3 separate regions of the Homo sapiens genome follow, and regions 1 and 2 are each linked to region 3. The links are chromatin contacts, found by Hi-C or POLR2A ChIA-PET in ENCODE. All regions are on one chromosome and are shown on one strand. The core of a region is the stretch at or near the end of the contact, and the rest is flanking DNA. Distances in the headings are between cores, read along the strand shown. Region 1 holds the start of EIF5 (eukaryotic translation initiation factor 5). Region 2 holds the start of EFCAB11 (EF-hand calcium binding domain 11). Region 3 holds the start of DICER1 (dicer 1, ribonuclease III).

Region 1 (3,030 bases), core at 382-2,881, 8.2 Mb after region 3:
CCAAAACAAAGGGCAGCCCCTTATCTACCTCATCCTGTCCTCAGCAACATTTCTCTTTTCCAGATCGGGAAACCTGCACGGCCGCTCAGGACTTCTCGATGACTGCACCTTAGAGACCAGAGTGCAGGTTAGCGGGGCTCTCGCTCCATCAGTCAAGTGAGGTCTTCAAACTTCAGGGTGAACTATGGATGTGTTTTTAAGACTCAAGTTTTCACAAAAAAAATCCAAGTTTCAGAAAGAATGGGAGAGTTTCAACAGAACTAAAATATGAGAGCCTCTCTCTAAATAATAAAAATTTTCTTTTTTTTTTTTTTTGGAGACAGTCTCGCTCTGTTGTCCAGGCTGGAGTGCAGTGGTGTGATCTCGGCTCACTGTAACCTGTGCCTCCCGGGTTCAAGGATTCTCCTGCCTCAGCCTCCCGAGTAGCTGGGATTACAAGCGAGCCACCACGCCCAGCTAATTTTTTGTATTTTTAGTAGAGACAGGGTTCCACCATATTGGCCAGGCTGGTCTCAAATTCCCGACCTCAGGTGATCCGCCCACCTCAGCCTCCCAAAGTGCTGGGATTACAGACGTGAGCCACCGCGACCGGCCTAAATAATAGTAATTTTCAACGGAATACATTGGAATCTCATTATAAATGCCTGCTCTGGGCTACGATTTGCTTATCAAAGAATTCACAAGTCATAAACTAGAGGGGGTGGACTCGACGTGATGCCCACTAGGAGAAAGGTGACAAGAGAAGCACGAAGGATAGCGCTTTTCAACCCTGGGAGAGCAGGGAGGCCTTCACCAGAAGGTGGGAACCCACCACGAAGCGCCTTCAGGAGGCCCCAGGATTCCAAACCAATTAAGGGCCTCCTCTTCCGAAAACGGGAGGCGACGCGCTGAGCTAAGCGCGCAGGCTGGGTTGCGGGCCGACACCGAGGCGGCGCGGCCTCGCGACCGCCCTGGGCGGTCACTGGCGAGTCACGGACTCGTTCCGCCAGCGGCCAATCCACCCCGAGTCCGAAACAGAAGACGTCCCTGGGATGAAAGACCCAGGCCTGGGGCTTAAGGTGGAAAAACAACTCATTCCTCGAGGCCCGGAGTCGGGCGTCCCGGGAGAACGGGAAAGGGAGATGAGCGCCCGCTGCGGGGAGAACGCGGTCGGGTTCCTCTCCCCGAAGGTGGCAGCCGCAAAAACACGGCCTCGAAAGCAGTTTCGAGGACGATGGCTCCTGCGTCCCGGGAGTCGCCATGACGCCGCGGCCTGTCCCAGACCCGGCGAGGGAGGGGACCAACCACCATCTCCCCCTCAAGGCCCAAACCGACAAAGAACGGCCCCCGGTACCCCGGCCCCGCCACCAGGGCCACTCCGGGTCTCGCGAGACCCAAGGGCTGCGCCGCGAAGACCTCTGGGAAAGGCGGGGGGAGGGGAGAGGAAGGAAGCGAGACCGGGGCTGGAGGCGGGCCGAGGCCGCGAGTTGAGCCTCAGGAAGCAGAAGGGGCGCGGAAAGATGCGATTGACGTCGCAAGCGAACCAATGACGAGCGAGCTGTGGCAGGCCTCCAGCCAATGGGCAGTGAGGCCTGACGCGGGGGGCGGACGCTGGGGCCGAGGGTAGCTTGAGCGCGGCGGCGGCGTTGTTCAGTCAGAGCGAGAACATTCCAGAGGTGAGTCCGGTGAAGGGGCGGCCCCCTGCCCGGTGCTTCCCGCCCCCTCGACCCCTCGGGCCGCTGGCTGGCGGGGAAGGTGCACTCCCCGACCGCCCACGGCTCACGGCGCCGTCTCTCCGCGCCAGGTCGCCCAGCTCCGGCGCTGACGGGTGTGGACCGCGGACGTCGCTGGGACAGCCCCTCCCCGCTGCTCGGCGGCGGCACCTGGCCCGGCCGCTCCTCGCTGCGCTTCGCCTCCGCCTCCTCGGACTCGGACTCGGGTTTATATCGCGCCTCACTTCATCCCAGTCCCGGGCGAGCAGCGTTGGGTTTATGTCTTTATTTGACGAAAACGGTGAGTCGCGGGCGCGGCGGGCCAGGAGATGGCGGCCGCACAAGATGGCGGCGGCCGCCGCGTGACCCCGCCGCGGCGTGTGGCGCAGTTTGGGCGGACGGCGGGCGGGCGCGGGCCCGGGCGCCGGCCGCCCCCTCCCCGCGCGCTCCCCGGCCCGGCCTCGCCCCCTCCCCGGCATGGCGGGAGCGCGTCGCGCGTGCCCGCCGCTCGGGCTGACTCAGGCTTCAGCTGCTGCATTTGTGAGTCATCGCGCGCTCTGGGGCGGGGGCGGCCCGATCCCGGCACCCCTCGGCCGTGTGTCGCTTCCCGGCTGTGCACCCTCCGGGGCCGCCGGCTCTCGGGGGACGCGCTGGGGATGGGGCCAGACGCCCCGGTCGCGCGCCCCCCTCCTTCGCGGAGCTGCCCGGTTCGCCAGCCCCCGCGGAAACGCCTCGGAGCGCGGTAGCCATGGGGACCAGGGCGAAGGTTAACCGAGTATTTGAATAGCGAGGAAAAGGGAGGCCGGGGCGAGCCTGGCGTTCGCTCGCGCTCTCTTGCTTAATGGCAAATTGTGGGCGAGCGCTGCGTTTAAGGAAGTGCTGCTTTGAAGTAAGCCATGGTTGCCGAAGCAACGATTAGTTGTAGAGAACAGTTCCCTAGGTTGCCCTTAAAAATGAAGACGAACGGGGGTGTGCCTGAGAAGTTTGCTTATCCAGGCGGGGTGGGCGGCGGAGAGGGCTCGGGTTCGTTCTTCAGCACTTCCAGGATGGCCGCAGAGGCAAACCTGCTGATTGCCCTCGGTCTGATGGAATCTCACGGCGGCTGAGGCAGCACAGCTTGTGTTTTCTTGTCAGGCATTTCCCTACCAGTCACAGCTTAGTCGAAATGGAGGCCTTTTTATGTTCCCGCAGATTGTACTGTGTTACATGAGAATGGCTGTTTGCATGTGATCTCAGATGCTTTTTAAGGTGGAGTTAAGCAGAAGCATAACTAGGATGTAAAAAGGAGGCGTTTCCATCCAGCGATGATGTTAAACCTGGGGGGATTTTTGTGTGTTCT
Region 2 (3,534 bases), core at 1,002-3,501, 5.2 Mb before region 3:
GGTAAACAGGAGAGCTGCCATTTCTAAGAGTCAGCCCTGACTACTTCTCTGAGCTCCATAATAAGCTTCTCAGTAACTAGGCAGCCCCTCATAGCTGAGCCACTCTGAACCCACCTGAGCTGTTCATGCAACCTACTTGGGTCAAGAGAATATATTAATACTTATTGTGCATCACAACTTCACAGTAAGTATGTTCTGTTGACACAAATAGGGCGGAGAGGCATGACATCACAGGGTCCCTGGCTTTGCTGGGCTTTCAATCTGACAGAAAGGCACAGTCCACTCATGAGGAGAACAGCTGGGCCCTAATTAACTGCCAAGCTGTCTGGTCTAATGAGAGTGAGGGATGGCATTCCAGGCTGAGCTCTGAGTGCTTCCTTTGCTTGATGGTGGCAGCTCAATTTCTTGAATCTGGACAATATCTTGACTCTGACTAATTCCAGCTTAACAAGAAGGGTGTTGTCTCTCGAATGAATGTAACAGGAAAGCAGAAAAGCATAAAGACAGGGGTGAGCAGGAAACTTGCCCTACTCAAGCAGGAGGTTCATGGAGGCTCAGCTCAACTCTCATTATTGGTGAATTGGTGCAATCTTTTCTGGAGAGCAAATATCTAACAAAATTTTAAACGTACATATTCCATGACCTAGCAGTTATACTTCTAGGAACTTATTCCACAGATATACAGCCACAAGGACATAAATGTGTGTATCATTGCAGCAATGTTGGCAGAAAAAAAAAAAAAACCCCACCTATATAACCCCAGACAGGAACCTGGCTAAAAAGAATATGCAACCATATTTTAAAATGCAGTAGTGGTGTGTGCTTTTAGGTTGATATATTGTTAAATGAGAAAAGCAAGTTAAAGTAGGCACAATATTTACCCATTTATGTTTTCAATAAAAGACTATGCATATGTATGTCATGGATAGAAAATTTCAGAATTACACAAAAAAACTGTTAATGGTAATCCCCTAGGAGTGGGACCCTCTGGTAGGCGGCGAGCGGATTTTATGCTCAACTTTATACCTTTCTGCACTGTTTTAATTTTTTGACCGTGGATGTATTTTATAAACAAAGCAACAAAAGTAAAACGAGAAAGAGACTATGTCATGTCCTATGTAAATTTCTCCTGTTACCAACACTCCCCTCTCAGTCTTCCCTCTTGGCACCTCTCTAGCATCTTGTATTTATAGTAGTTATTAGCAGCCTGGTGGTGAGATAGGCTTGTGTAGACTCCAGTGGAAAAGATTTCTACTTCATCTCTGGGCTGAGGTGTTAAGAGGAAGCTAAAATTCAGCACTGGACACATCTCTGAAATTGCTTATAAAGCAATTTATAAACATCCTAAGCTAGCCCTGTGAACTTTTCTTAGGATCCATTCACCTTTGATCGTCTACCCCATCCCCAAATATATAAGAAAGCTCTACCTTGGAGGGCTTGTACCCAAACAGCATTACAACAGCAGTTTTAAAGTCCTCTCTGCTGAGATATCCTTTGTGATCTTCATCACATGCTTTAAATACCTGAAGAACATTAAATAGCTTTAGTTAATGAGACAGAAATGGTTTATTTTTATTACTAGTTTATTATACAGTTTGGACCTCGAAAATCTAAAACTTGGCCCAGCGGTAGAGTATGAAAATAGAATTTCATTATCCCAATATTAATTCTCAAGAAATCTTAAAGATGGACTGAAATTTTCTTAAACATGGGCTGAAATTTCCCTCAAAGTGCAAACGAGTTAACCGCTAGGTGACGCAAATTAATTCATTTAGGCCACTGAGATAAATTCTACCCAAAATTCAGTCCTGGAGTTAGGAAGGTGAGGCAAAGGGGCTGGCTTTGAAAGGCGGGAGAGATGCAGACTCAAGGTTACCATTAATAGACTATATAGAGAGAAAGGAGATGGAACTTGGAGGTAGCCGTAGTCCTGGACGGGGAGCCAGGAGCCCTGCAGCTCCAGGATCAGTCATTAACCACGACCCTTTGGACAGGCAGCCCAGGTCTTATCTGCACACCCGGCAGAGTGAGACCCAGACACGGGAGAGGAAGCGAGAGGCCCAGGCCAAGCTGAAGTCCGAGGCTCAGTCGCCCTCCGGAAACCTACTTCCACCCACTTCCTGTGTTCCGAGGGACTGGCTTCCCACGTCCGCGACCTGGCTCTGGCCTCGGAGAAGAACATCGCGACTACAACAACCGAGCCCCAGCAACCCAACCAGCTACCACCGCTTTCCCAGCCTGGCTGGCAGCCTACCGCGGCCACGCCCACCGCGGCTCAGGAAGCCGAACTTCACCGCGCAACTCCGACGTCTCCTCCCATTGGACAACCTGCCAGCCACTCGCGTTAATCCCGCAGGGCTATTGGCCAGAGTCTTTGTTTAATTACGTTTCCTTGGAGCCGCCCTGGCAGTGAGGCGCCCAGGCCTGCCCCCAGCACTTGGCTCCACCCCCTGACTGTCCCTTAACTCGTTGAGCGCGGCTGGAAATCCAAGCGCTTCTAGGTGCTGGTTCAATGCCTGGTTCATGATTTATTTCATTCTCTCCCTCCATCTTGCAATAGGTTACTTTTAATCATTTAGATCTATGACACTATGCTAAACGTTATAGGAGACAAAAAGACTGTGAACAAACAAGAAGAACCAAACGAAAAGAGCCAAGTCCAGGATTCTCGTTCAGATCAGCAAGTCATTGGGATCGAGCTCCTAGGGCAGCTACTACATCTGTTATGTCCTCAAGATAATCCCAGCACCTAGCACTGTGCCTGGCACAAAGTAGATCTTCAATGAAAGAACGAAACGAGCCGTTATATTTACACAGATGTATTTCACTCAGTCCTCTGGAAGAGATGCCTAGTGTGAAAGAGATTCCAAGAATAAATACCATAAACAGCACCGAGCCCAAATCCCACAGCAAACATCCTTATTAAAGGCAAGGAACGTGGGGCGAGTTCCTTTTCTCAGAAGATTTTACGAGAACGCAACTGTTGCGAAGAAGGAACAGACATTCGAGGTTCTGAGTCCAATGGGAACTCATTTAACTTTTTATTTTGCAGCAGATTTCAAAGTCTGCACCCAGCCCCTCCCAGGACACAGGTCTCCTTGCAGCTGCCTTTAACCTAAGCGTATCCTCTCTCCACTTTAAACCAAACGCCGCTGCATGGAGCCCTGGGAGCCTGAGCCATGAGAATCCTGTAAAGAGGGTGAGTCTTGCTATTAGTTAACTAGAGCGAAGTTAGGGGACGCCTTTCTGGTTCTCCTCTCGTTTTAAGAAGTCTCCAGGAAGTAAGCCAAGAGCTAGGAGAGACCAGGTTTCCCCAGCCCCGTCCTGGGTAAACACCCGGCGGGCTTTAGGACCCAGCGGTGGGCTCTCCGGAAGGGGAAGGGGCCGGGCCTCGAGGCACAAGCCGCTGCCGCCAGGGTTTGAACTGCGCGCATGCGCGGCGGCCGCCGAAGGGGCGGGATCCGAGGCAAGCGTTGGTTCTGTGCGCCTCAGGTACGTGTTGGGCGGCAGTGGGCGCGGACTCGGTGCGGTCTC
Region 3 (3,161 bases), core at 248-2,747:
ATCCCGAACCCATCTTTTAATAAACTGAGTTTTTTGGTGAGGATGTATATTTTTATTTAGAAAACTTAACGTTTACACCAATACATATTCAATATAGCTAACCTGTTTTAACAGCACATTTTTAACAATATTTTCCGAGTTGCTTAAATCCTAACCTGAGTCCTTTTCCACTGTTTGAAAACAAGCACCACGAAGACACCTGACAATCAGGATTGTAAAGATTCAGAATATTCGAAGACAGAAGCATAGGCGTCCAAGTGATCCTCTTTCATCAGATGAATGTTTTTAAAACCTGAAAGTCCTAAGAACACTTACTTATCGTGTAGACCAGTAACGTGTCCCTTTAACCACAACTCTCTCCACAAAAGCACGGAGTTAACACTACACAAATAGGACCCTCCAACTCATCTCCACGTTTCCGCGGATCTTCAGGTTCCTAAGGACACACTCAGTGGTTTGCTGGCTCTGACCTCCAGGCAGAGCCATCAGGGCAACTCAGCTTTTCTGGACAATCTACAGAAATCTGATGTGCTAACTTAAAACATACACTGATTTCCCCAAAATCAAAAACCCTGAAGAAAGGGTCCTCCGCAGGGTCTAGGCATTTTGGCACAAAAACATCTGAGGGGAGAGGCAAAAGAATGGCCTCGGCCCCTGCCCGCCCCCCAGGGCCCCAATCTGGTCCCCTGACAGTAATCACACAGGACCCTCCCGGGAGGGACCGAGAGCCCAGCTTCGTCCCCTCCGGGCGCGGCACAGCGGCCCCATCAGAGGAGGGCCCCAGGGTGCTCCGGCAGGTCAGGCGCGCGTCTCCACCTCCGCTGCTCCCGCGCCACCTTAGCGCGCGTGACGGGACCTGTCAAGAGCCCCAGGCCTCGCCAGGCCGGGGAGTGGACAGGCGCCGGCATCCCCCACCACGCCACGGCGGCCCGGAAAGTCTCCCAGGGCTGCCTCGCGGGGAGGCGCCGGGGTCCGGGCCCAGGAGCAGAGCCGAGGCGGGCAGACGCCGGGTCCACAGGCCGCGCTGTGCGGGACGACGAGGCAGGCGAGGCCGCGCCCTTCGTCAGCGCCCGCCAGGCCCGGACGCGCGGCTCGGGGCCATGGCCGGCACGCGGGCCTCCGCGCGGAGGCGGGAGCGCGGCCAGGCGACCCGCTCCCCGCCCCGGACACAAAGCTGCTCCGCGGGAGCCCGCCTCACCTGCAGCACGGGGCGCCGCGGGCCTTCGAGAACCATCGGACCCCGCTCCGGCGCGCGCGTCACAGCCCAGGCCTCCCGGAGCCGCCCGGCGCCGCCGCCCCCGCCGCCATTTCCTCGCGCTCGCCGTCGCCTCGTCCCCGCTGTCAGGTTACTCCATTCACCTGGGCCTGCAGCAGCCTGCGCCGCGCCTCCGCCTCGACCCCTCCCGCCGGCGCCTGCGGAGACTGCGCAGCGCCCGGCTGGCCGGCAGCCAGCGCACGGCCCGCGGCAACGGCGCACAGCCGCTTGGAGAATCCCACTGGCTCCCGCACCGCCCCTCCGCGCCCCCACGCTCCGCTCGCCCCGTGGCGGCATGAGAGCGAGCCTGTGATTGGACAGGGCCTGGCGGTGAAAGGTTAATCCCGGCCCCCCAGCCACTCAGGAGCAGGGAGACAGCGGGCGCGCGCGCGGAGGCCGGAGAGGCGTTTGCGGCCCAGCGCCTGGACTGGACCTTGGCGTTGGGCCGCAGTTGCCCGGAGTTTTTGGGGCCCCCGGGAACCCGCGCGCCGAGGCCGGCTAAGTTTGGCAGACTCTCTGAGCTCTCGGAATTCGACTGCCTCCATTGTTGCTCCTTCTGGCACCCACAGACCGTAACGTGGCCGTAATTGTTTCCCGGAGAGCTTAGCTTCCCTCTGAGCACCTCCCTCCCCTTTTTAAAGTACCTTCCCACTCGCCTGCGTTTCCTCGCGTTAGTGGTGCAGGGGCCTCCGCATTTGGGGAAATAACAAACACCCACTTCCGCCCCCCACCCCAACCGGGATCCCCAGATAATGAGAAATAGATGGTGGCCCTCTGTTTGTAAGCTGTTCATTTGCATAGGTCGGAACCGCGCACCACAGCTTGAAGCTAGGAATTAAAATATCGGTGGGAATTAAATAAGTGGCTGGCTTAAAGAACATCTTCTTAATTTATCCCCAAATGTAGACATCTCTTCAGTGGACCCCCTGATAGGCCGGTTTGCTCCAGGTGAGGTGTGCTCACAGCAACTGCAACCGTGTTTCTTTCAGACCATGGGCGTGAGCAGAACCTACTATGCGCCCCTGCTGCCTGGGCTGTGCTGTTCAGTTTGGGGCCACCAGCCCCACATGGCTCCTGAGCACTTAAAGTATGGCTAGTCGGAATCGAGATATATGCATTCTTTACCAAATAATGTTCAAAAAATTGTTACATGTTGAAGTGATAAACTTTTTCCATATATTGGGATAAAAGTTTTATTTGTTTATTTTTTAGTGTGGGTTCTACAGAATTTTAAATGTCACCTGTGGCCTGCATTATATTGCCATTGGGCAGGCTGATCTAGGGCTTGCATGCCTGTGATCCTTAGGTGCACCCTGTGAGGTAGGTGCTTTAACTGTGTGCACCCTGTGAGGTAGGTGCTTTAACTGTGTGCACATTGTGAGGTAGGTGCTGAAACTGCTTCCTGTTTTTTTTTTTTTTTTCTTTTGAGACGGAGTCTCACTCTGTCTCCAGGCTGGAGTGCAGTGGTGCGACCTGGGCTTACTGCAATCTCCGCCTCCCAGGTTCAAGTGATTCTCCTGCCTCAGCCTCCCGAGTAGCTGGGATTACAGGGGCACGCCACCACACCCAGCTAATTTTTGTATTTTTAGAAGAGACGGGGTTTCACCATGTTGGCCATGATGGTCTCGATTTCTGACCTTGTCATCCGTCCGCCTTGGCCTCCCAAAGTGCTGGGATTACGGGCGTGAGCCACCGTACCCAGCCTGCTTCCTGTTTTAACAGACGAAGAAATGGAATAACTTCCAACAAGTAAGTAGCCAGTAAGTGAACAACTGAGATTTGAACCCACGTAGTCTGGCTTTGAGGCTGGTGTGCTCAGTCATTACTGTGCTAAAATTTTGATAATATATTTACTATGAATTGGCTTAAGGTTTCACTTGAAAGTAGCATATTTATGGGCAAAATT

What was found. Hi-C counts contacts between places; a loop is a spot of excess contacts on that map. ChIA-PET counts read pairs that join two places held with the same protein, here RNA polymerase II (POLR2A). Pooled maps may share reads with other maps.
Region 1: a loop to region 3 is called in a map of CD4-positive, alpha-beta T cell, with 10 times the contacts of the local background. The contact joins the promoter of EIF5 here to the promoter of DICER1 in region 3. A Hi-C loop is called at or near these places in 1 of 168 maps with a recorded cell type or tissue (CD4-positive, alpha-beta T cell) and 3 of 50 pooled maps. POLR2A ChIA-PET finds 5 or more read pairs at or near these places in 1 of 52 experiments (CD8-positive, alpha-beta T cell).
Region 2: a loop to region 3 is called in a map of CD8-positive, alpha-beta T cell, with 7 times the contacts of the local background. The contact joins the promoter of EFCAB11 here to the promoter of DICER1 in region 3. A Hi-C loop is called at or near these places in 2 of 168 maps with a recorded cell type or tissue (CD8-positive, alpha-beta T cell and naive thymus-derived CD4-positive, alpha-beta T cell) and 8 of 50 pooled maps.

The regions. Positions count from the first base shown.
Region 1 is chr14:103,332,606-103,335,635 of GRCh38, forward strand. EIF5 (eukaryotic translation initiation factor 5) reads left to right here and starts at 1,632. Exons shown (of 12, transcript NM_001969.5): 1 at 1,632-1,655; 2 at 1,784-1,992. It overlaps EIF5-DT (EIF5 divergent transcript), which reads right to left and starts at 2,055. Exons shown (of 1, transcript NR_158216.2): 1 at 1-2,055. RefSeq lists an enhancer at 1,088-1,207 and silencers at 1,528-1,947, 2,088-2,137, 2,248-2,487.
Region 2 is chr14:89,952,479-89,956,012 of GRCh38, forward strand. It overlaps EFCAB11 (EF-hand calcium binding domain 11), which reads right to left and starts at 2,252. Exons shown (of 6, transcript NM_145231.4): 1 at 2,108-2,252; 2 at 1,428-1,523. The coding sequence starts at 2,182. It overlaps TDP1 (tyrosyl-DNA phosphodiesterase 1), which reads left to right and starts at 3,449. Exons shown (of 17, transcript NM_018319.4): 1 at 3,449-3,492. RefSeq lists an enhancer at 1,981-2,481.
Region 3 is chr14:95,156,032-95,159,192 of GRCh38, forward strand. DICER1 (dicer 1, ribonuclease III) reads right to left here and starts at 1,498. Exons shown (of 27, transcript NM_177438.3): 1 at 1,199-1,498. It overlaps DICER1-AS1 (DICER1 antisense RNA 1), which reads left to right and starts at 1,657. Exons shown (of 4, transcript NR_015415.1): 1 at 1,657-1,827; 2 at 2,162-2,203; 3 at 2,845-3,004. RefSeq lists silencers at 789-1,148, 1,209-1,668 and enhancers at 1,759-1,858, 1,899-1,968.